2 separate regions of the Homo sapiens genome follow, and region 1 is linked to region 2. Evidence: chromatin loops called from intact Hi-C (ENCODE). Cell type or tissue: PC-9. All regions are shown on one strand. Links, peaks and the distances in the headings refer to the core of each region. The heading gives the core; the rest is flanking DNA.

Region 1 (4,392 bases), core at 112-4,111, 450 kb before region 2:
AATTACACTGATAGCCAGAGAGAAGGAATGTGCCTGCCCCAGGCCAGCTGTGCAGAGTTCAGTCAGTGCTCTGATCTGCTAGGCCTGCTCACATGTCCACTCTGGAGTTAGGGGCAGAATCCCAGATGAGCCATTTGGACTACATGTGAGGGAGGAGTAGTTCTCAAATAAAGCTCAAGTGTTATTCCCAGAAGCTGGGATGGATGTACTAGCTAGAGACAGTGTCCACTGGAGCTGTAGAGGGCGAAACTAAGGTAAATGAGTGGAAATTATTGGTCTTGCTGCGTTTGTATTCATAGAGAAAGATCTGTCTATATTGTACAGGAATGAAATAGGCCAGCTGTTAAGGTAGTGAATTGGTTGTCACTGGGGGGTATCTAAGCAACTACCGTGAATAAATGATAACAGCCCATCAGCAGTGTATAGAAGGAACAAATAACCTCCAAAGCCACATTTTTCAAACTGTTTCTCTGTGACACAGTAAGGAATACATCTTTACATTAAAACCTACTGTACCCTTTTATATGTATACAAAACTACACACAAAAGTTGCATGAAACAGTGCTTTTCCTTACTACCTGTAGCATGTTCATATTTTCTGTTCTGTTTTTATTCTACTTTGAAATCCCTATTGTCCGCTGGGTGTGGTGGCTCATGCCTGTAATTCCAGCACTTTGGGAGGCTGAGGTGGACAGATCTCCTGAGGTCAGAAGTTTGAGACCAGCCTTGCCAACATGGCGAAACCCCATCTCTACTAAAATTACAAAAATCAGCCAGGTGTGGTGACATGTGCCTGTAGTCCCAGCTATGTGGGAGGCTGAGGCAGGAGAATCACTTGAACCCAGGAGGCAGAGATTGCAGTGAGCCGAGATGGTGCTACTGCACACCAGCCTGGGTGACAGAGCGAGACTCTGTCTCAAAAAAAAAAAAAAAAAAAAAGAAAGAAATCCCCATTGTGTGCAACCCACTAAGTTGCTTTCATGTCTCTCTAAAAAGTTTCAACCTGCAGTTTGTAAAACCCTGTTCTAAGGTCCAGTGTCTTACCACATCTGCCCTAGGTGGACAACACTTGAAGACCGTGTTTAAATCCGGCTTTTCCACCACAGTGGGTGACATGGGTCAAAAATGCGGAAGGAAACCTGTTCTACTTGTGAGAGCTCCTGCTTCTAACTGGTGGAATCTCCTGCTGTCTGTCAGAGTAGCTCCTGACCCATCTTGGGGTGGAAAGGCCTTTGTGGGCCCTCAGGGAAGTGTTGAAGGGAGTTTACGGGCTGGCTGTGGGCTGCAGGATGGCGGAGGCGGCCAGGCAGCAACTGTGCCTGTGCCAGCAGTAGTTTATGTTGTGAGGTCGAATGTATGTGTATGTATGTATTCTCTGGCAGGCCTTTATATTGAAGATGAGGGAGTGTGGCTTTTAAAAATAATGTATTTTTGACTTGAAACAAGTCAAGGCAGAGAGTGGAGACAATTAGAGGCTGATATCCTGTTTAGTCATCTCTCTAGAGAGCTCTATTTTCAGAGCTGTTCTATAAAGGTTCACAAGTGGTATTAAGATAGTTAAGAGGATATTGTTAACAGTAGTCATGATGCAAGTAGCTGATTTGAACAGGGAGGTGATTTATAGTGTGGTAACCACATTGGTAACAGGTTTTATGCAGAGAAAGGGTGGGTTGTAAGAATAGGTTGTTATACAGGTTAAGCTTTCTGAATCTGAACAAAGCAGGCATCTTTTATTTTGAAAAAGTATATAATCAGGGTGTGGTGGTGACCTAGGGTAAGTCCAGTGCATTTTTGGGGGCTTTGTCATGGGTAGATACAATAAATTTTAAAAAAGTAAACAGTACTGTTAAGAATCTTTGAGATTGGCTGGGCATGGTGGCTCTCGCCTGTAATCCCAGCACTCTGGGAGGCCAAGGCGGGCGGATTGCCTGGTCTCAGGAGTTCAAGACCAGTCTGGGCAACATGCCTCTCTAAGCCAGGCATGATGGCATGTGCCTGTGGTCCCAGCTACTTGGGGGGCTGAGGCAGGAAAATCACTTGAACCCAGGTGGTCGAGGCTACAGTGAGTCATGATTGCAGCATTGAAGTCCAGCCTGGGTGACAGAGGGAGACTCTGTCTTAAAAAAAAAAAAAATCTTTGAGATCATATGTGGAGGCTGTGTTAGAAACGCTAGGCCAATGCCAGGCACAGTGACTCACACTTGTAATCCCAGTGACTTGAGAGGCTGAGGTGGGAGGATTGCTTGAGCCTAAGAGTTTGAGACTGGGCAACATAGTGAGACCTTGTCTCTACATACATACATACATACCTAGATAAGCAGGCAAGCTGGTTATGGTGGCACATGCCTATAGTCCTAGCTACTTGGGAGGCTGAGGCAGGAGAATCGCTTGAGGCTGGGAGTTCAAGGCTGCAGTGAGCTATGATTGTGCCACTGCACTCCAGCCTGGGAGACAGTGAGACCCTGTCTCAAAAAAAAAAAAAAAGAGAAAAAATGCTAAATAATGATGCCATAGACTTTTCAGATTGGAAGAGTGAGGCTCAGTGTGGTAAAGGACCTTGCCCAGGGTCCAGAACCAGCTGTGACAGAATCAGACTAGAGTTCTTGGCCTGGTCTAGTAGGGGGGCTCTTTCCACTGTACCATGTGACTATTTGCAGCTTATTTTAAATTTAATATTTGACCAAAAATGGTCATTCGTATCTCTAGTGAAACTTCTCTATATGCCAGTCTTCCTCTTCAGATGAAAGGTCAAAGGCAGAAATGGAGCCACAGCCAAAGAAAGAGAAAAATAAAATAAAAATGGAGCCATGGGCAGAATCTGAAAAGATTTATTTAAGGACAATTGTAAATTCATGTATTTGAGTCCACAAGAGCCTCACAATGCAAGGCTTAGAGGTGTTCATGGATAGTGAAGTTAGCATCCGGTAGGAAGAGGGGAGTCCGCCCACCTAAGCTAGTGGTGATCAGAACAGAGCCAGAGGTGCTGTTCATCCTGGGCGCCATGCTGTATGGGGTCTTTCGGAAACTGGACTATATGCAGAGGACGACACCATATGAAAAGACTTCAAGCTGCATTGCTTGCAGAATGCATGTCTTGATATTTCAGCTGATAGGTAACTTCAAGGTATGTTGATACTCCCGTGACTAATTAAGAGTAGCAGTCCGACACAGTGTCTCACGCCTGTAATCCCAGCACTTTGGGAGGCTGAGGCGGGAGGATCATTTGAAGTCAGGAGTTCGAGACCAGCCTGGCCAACATGGTGAAACCCCATCTCTACTAAAAAATACAAAAACAGATCAGATGTGGTGGCACACGCCTGTAATCCCAGCTACTCAGGAGACTGAGGCAGAATTGCTTGAACCTAGGAGATGGAGGTTGCAGTGAGCTGAGATCATGCCACTGCACTCCAGCCTGGGCAACAAAGTGAAACTACCTCTCTCTCTCAAAAAAAAAAGAGTAGTGAATGCAAGGCTCCTAAACTTCCTTCCCTAGTGCTTCCTTAAGATTGACCAGACTTTGGTGGAAATATGTAGCAGAGACTCTTTATACTTTTTACTCCATAAAACTAAAGATTTGCAGTTGACCAAGCCACATGTGTTCATTACCTTGTATGTTGCCGTTATTTCTCTATTTCATATTCTTGCCATGTGGTTTAGTAAAATGCTGCTCTTATAAGCCATATGCATAAGATATGGAGGTCTCAAAAACAATTACCAAGTATGTGGATGTGCCTGTCTATATTATGACAAGCCAAAAATGGGAGAGAATAAAATTCAAGAGGAAGGAAACTGATAAAATGTGGTTTCTTTTCAGTCTTTACAGTTTTTTGAGCTTTCACTTGTTTCCCTGCCACTCTACTATTTAATGAAAGACTTAGATTTATTTGATTTGTGGCTGTGATTTACACATTAGGCCTCTCTGTGATGAATTGTTTAAGGCCCACAAAAATATTTTAAAACTAACATATAATATACATTTTTTTTTCTCTTTGTAGGTGGATCTCGAGCCAGAGGGGAAAGTATTTGTGGTAATAACCCTTACCGGGAGTTTCACTGAAGGTAAGAATGAGTTTTGGGTAGTTTCCAGAATACATGTAATCTTGGTTTACACTCAGTAGGAATTTCTATCATGGACATTATAAAAAAGAGCATGTTGTAAGAGATGCTTAAAAAATCACTTTCATAAGTTGGGCTGGCTAGTATTTTGTTGCCCAGTGGTCTATTGGTTCAGGTTGCCAAATTAAATATATTTGCTAAATCTGGCAATCTCACGTTTCATTTAACACACTCAATGAGTTTTTGTTTTTAGCCAGTGTCATCGTAGCTGAATGGTTTTTGCGTCTTTTTGGTTCATGACTGTGGAACTCTACGTCTTTGGTTTTGTGCCATCTT
Region 2 (4,392 bases), core at 97-4,096:
CTTGCTAAAGTTTGAAAACCACTGGTCTAGGGGCAGCTTATCTTTGTATAACCCAGAGGTCAGCTCAAGTCTTTACTCCTGTATCCTTCATACACATCATAGAAATTGAATTCCTGGGGGTTGATTTCTCATGGTACCTTCCACCTCTTTGTGCCTGCACCTGCGTGTGTTTATTGCTCTACTTTACTGCCGGTGGCTGCTCTTGTGTCTGCATTGCAATGGCCCAGATCGGCAAAGGAAAAGGAATCCATTTGCCTTAATTCACACAAACATCAGCAGTCCATTCACTTGAAAGGCATTTGAATATGTAGAAAACCAATTGATGGTTTGGAGGGATAGGAGAAGTTTATATCTTGGTAACATAAACAGTCTAAAATTGAATATTAAATGTGCACCTTCTGAAATCCTGTAGCCATTCTCCTACATTCCTTCCCCAGTCCCTCATTTTCCTTTCTACTCCACCTCCCATTGATTTGCTTTTTTCTCTAGAGTGATTTACTAATTCTATTTGTTTCCTTGTCTTCTGTTGTAATAACCAGGATTTTTATTGCAGACATTACAACCTACTCAACTACCTTAAGAGAAAAGAGTCTCAACTATAGAGTTACATGGCAGCTTACAGAATTGATGAGAGGGCCGGGGAAACAAGCTTGTTAGCCATTCAGTCATAGGTAACCTTTACATCCATTTATTTATGTCTGTCTTAATTTCTTTCATTGAATTTCTAAACTTCTATGAATTTTTTTGTGTGGCCTTAAATTAATACCCAGTTAGGTTTTTATTTTCTGTCATGATTTCATGCAAATTTTCTGATTGCTCTGCAGATTTTCCAATCTCTCCTACCTCCCCTGCAGACAGTACGCTAACCCCTACTGATAGGAGGAGCAAGGGAAGTGATTTGAATATAAGGCCAATTCCCCTTGACTGAGGCAGTTGAACCTGCATTTGATGAGTTTGACATTGAGCTTATCTTTCTTCCTGTTTGAAGACAGGACTTTGAGATTGAGGGGGTTTCAAATGATACCTCTATTCAGTGGTAAGTCTGTGCTGGTGAGCAGGGCCAGGCCTCCTCATAGGTGTTGATCCTAACAGATTTCCATGATTCTCCACTGAGTGGCAGAGGCTGATTTTTTTTTTTTTTTTTTTTTGAGACAGGGTCTTGCTCTGTTGACCAGGCTGGAGTGCAGTGGTGCGATCTTGGTTCACTGCAACCTCTGTCTCCTGGGCTCAAGTGATCCTCCCACCTCAGCCTCCCTAAGTAGCTGGGACTACAGGTGTGGGCCACCTTGCCCAGCTAATTTTTTGTATATTCAGTAGAGACAGGGTTTTGCTATGTTGGCCAGGCTGGTCTCGAACTCCTGGCTTCAAGTGATCCTCCCACCTCAGCCTCCCGAGTAGCTGTGATTACAGGCGTGAGCTGCCGTGCAGCTGAGGCTGATCTTGGAGCTGGGGAATCGGCATCTGAAAGCTGCTAAGGCCTCACAAAGGCTCTTGGAGGGTTTGCCTCTAGAAGATGGGTACATTAATAATATGAGAATCCACCGCTCAGTGGAAAAGTCCTCTAGATACAGGCTTTCCAATTATTCTGTATTGCCTGTCTCCTGGGTTCTCTTTCTCTGTGCATTCCAGAACAGCCACGCCTTGGATGCTATGCTTCTGGCGTGCAGAGTCACCCTGCCACCTTGTGGCCATGTTTGGGAACTGTACTTCCTCAGATGTCGGCTTCCTTCCTATGTCTTTCTCAGTATCCAGCAAAGCTGAAATTGGTCACCCTGGATTGCTTCTGCCTTTAGCTTTTTGAACTAATAGGATTTGAAGAGATACTTCATAGCATACACCAAAAGAAGACTTTCTAATAGCTTTAAACAGAAATATATATGCAAGAAATTTCGTTGCCCCTGTAATGACATCTTGACATATTAGATAATGTGTGTTCAAAGCAAGAATAGGTCAATGTTATGTCTCAAAGCTGTTTCAGGGCTGCTCTGAGAGATACTGTACTTTTCCTGGGGATTGGAGTGAGCATTATGTAGTAGACATTAATTTTAGAGCACAGTTCTCTTTTAGGTCACATTCCTTTATTTTTCTATATTGAATTAACTACCTGACTGGTGGGAAAATTAAATCTCAATCATTACTGATACCCTTTCCCACTCCATAGGATAATATAAGAATCCCAGGCTGGTACAGTGCCATAAATTTGGGATGGGGCCCAGTCCACTCCCCACAGTTGGCTCCGTCATGACCACTGCACATTCCGACATGCTGCTGCTGAAGACATGATCCCCAGCAACTAGGCTGTCAGAGGACCCTCCCAGCTGTTCACCCACTGACGACCACCCTGAGAGAGAATGCACCATGTCCATCTACTGTTGGCTTTCTGGAAGAGCTCCCCCAGCTCCCACCTACCCAGGCACAGGTGGGAACGAGGTCTGTGTTTCTGACAGAACACAATCTCTTAAATTCATTCCTTTCCTGTTCTGGAGAATATTCCTGTCCTTTCCCTTTTGGCATAGGCTTTCTTTCACAAAGCCCTGTCTGGATGGGAACTTTTGTAAGTACCTTGAAACTTCAATTTATTACCCTGAAATTCACAAAATTATTAAAAATGGAGTGTGACTCTTGCTAAGGACTCAAAAACTCCAAACATAAAGTTGTCTATGTTATTGGAAGGGAGAAGGGAAAAATACTGATAGTAGCAATAGCAGCAGGAAGAAAGTACAAATTAATATCTCGATGAATCATCATGCCCCATTGTGTTTGATGTAGGCAACAGGCCTAAGGCTTCTGCAGCTAAATCTTCTCTTTACTTGGGCCATCCCTAGCAAGTGAAAGGGTGTTTATTGAGGGTGTTTCCCCACCGGCCCCCCACCCCCCCGCCATGGTCTAAGCACTGTGCTGGGTTCTTGCAAAATGAAGATGACCTCGCAGCCACAATTACAGAATGGTAATCAAGTACTAAGTGCTAGGAGAGGAATACAGCTGGAGTTCTGTGGGAGTGCTAAAGGAAGTTGCTGTAGTCTAAATGTGCCCTCCAAAATTCATGTGTTGGAAACGTAATCCCCAAGGTAACATTATTGAGATGTGTGGCCAAAGGGAGGTGTTTAGGTGATAGGGCTCTGCTCTCATGAATGGATTAATGCCACTATAAAAACAACTCTTGGGAGTGGATTCATGCTCTGCTGTTCTTCTGCCATGTGAGGACACATCAAGAAGGCCCTCACCAGATGCTGGTACCTTGATCTTGGAGACTTTTCAGCCTCCAGAACTGTGAGAAATAAATTTCCATTCTTCGTAAACTACCCAGTCTGTAGTATTTTGTTATAGCAGCACAAAATGGACTAACACAGAAGTGATGATAATTGCAGGAGGAGTTATATATAAGTCAGGAGGTAACCTATATGAGATGATATTTTAGCTGTGCCGTGAGAAAGCATCTGCTTGGTGGGAAAAGAGTGAGGTGCAGTACATTCAGGCAGTGAGAACTGCACCAGTACAAGTGTGGGAATGCTCTGTGGCTGAGAGTGATGCACGTTTTGGAATTATCTGAGGAAATGAGTAAATGTGAACTGGGTTGGAGCCCAATCACATTTGACCTCATTTGAAAAGCCAACAAAATCGTAATTTATTTTTTAGGCCAGCAAATCACAGTCCATTTTCTGTTGCATTATATTCCCATGCGCTTACTTAGGGAAATGTGCCAGTTCCTCAGGGCTAACTGTATTTCTATGTCTTTTTCTTGTGATGAAGAATGTCATTAATCTGGGAACATTGTGGAGGGGAAAGGGGGAGGGAGGAGGGAAAGAGGAGGGGAGGGGAGCAGAAGAGGAAGAAGGGAAAGGGAGAGGAGAAGGAGAGATGAGTTAGTGATTATTGGATTAGGTCAAGCAAGAGGTATTCAGGGGCTGAACTCAGACAATTCATGGGGAATGTGTGGATATAAGACATTTTGGAGACAGAATCCAGGGCTTGTATGTCATAGATTACATGTAGGGAATAAGGGAGAAAATAAAAGATTATAGAATTTTTCAAGTTTAGACAACTGGTGGGATGAAAATCACATTGAGACAGAAGATAAGAGAAGAAGCAGATTTGGAGGCCAAGATAATGAATCATTTGGGGGCACATTTAAGAGCCTGTGGGACTTCTGGATAGGGAGGCAAGGTGCGCTATTGGAAATACGAGTCTAGAGCTTGGGAGAGAAGTTGGTGGTTTTAGTTTTGGGAGACATCAGTGAAGAGAGTTTAGGGAAACCCCAAGAATGGTTGAGATCACCCAGGGAGAGTGAGTAGAGTAAGGAGAAACGTTAAGGTGAAAACTGTGGGGATATACATGTTGATGAGTAGGAGGTTAATGAAAGTATCACCAATGAGACCAGGAAAGAATAGCCAG

Evidence for each region. Peaks named below come from ENCODE experiments on the same cell type or tissue, not always from the same donor. Only the 100,000 strongest peaks of a DNase experiment are listed, where the experiment ranks them.
Region 1: a loop joins it to region 2, with 3 times the contacts of the local background. A loop is called at or near these places in 2 of 110 quality-filtered maps.

The regions. Positions count from the first base shown.
Region 1 is chr14:61,387,230-61,391,621 of GRCh38, forward strand. PRKCH (protein kinase C eta) reads left to right here. Exons shown (of 14, transcript NM_006255.5): 2 at 3,996-4,059. Among named protein-coding and RNA genes, the nearest start is that of PRKCH-AS1, 67 kb to the left of the region's middle. RefSeq lists enhancers at 676-775, 1,276-1,645. In PC-9, for the core only: no CTCF peak of the experiment used is centred there; DNase peaks (open chromatin) are centred at 1,132, 1,702 and 2,172; H3K4me3 peaks cover 1,644 bases; H3K27ac peaks cover 4,000 bases.
Region 2 is chr14:61,836,107-61,840,498 of GRCh38, forward strand. The region is part of intron 1 of SYT16 (synaptotagmin 16); the gene reads left to right. Among named protein-coding and RNA genes, the nearest start is that of SYT16, 26 kb to the left of the region's middle. In PC-9, for the core only: CTCF peaks have their summits at 1,679 (motif pointing left) and 1,878; DNase peaks (open chromatin) are centred at 1,655 and 2,765; H3K27ac peaks cover 1,766 bases.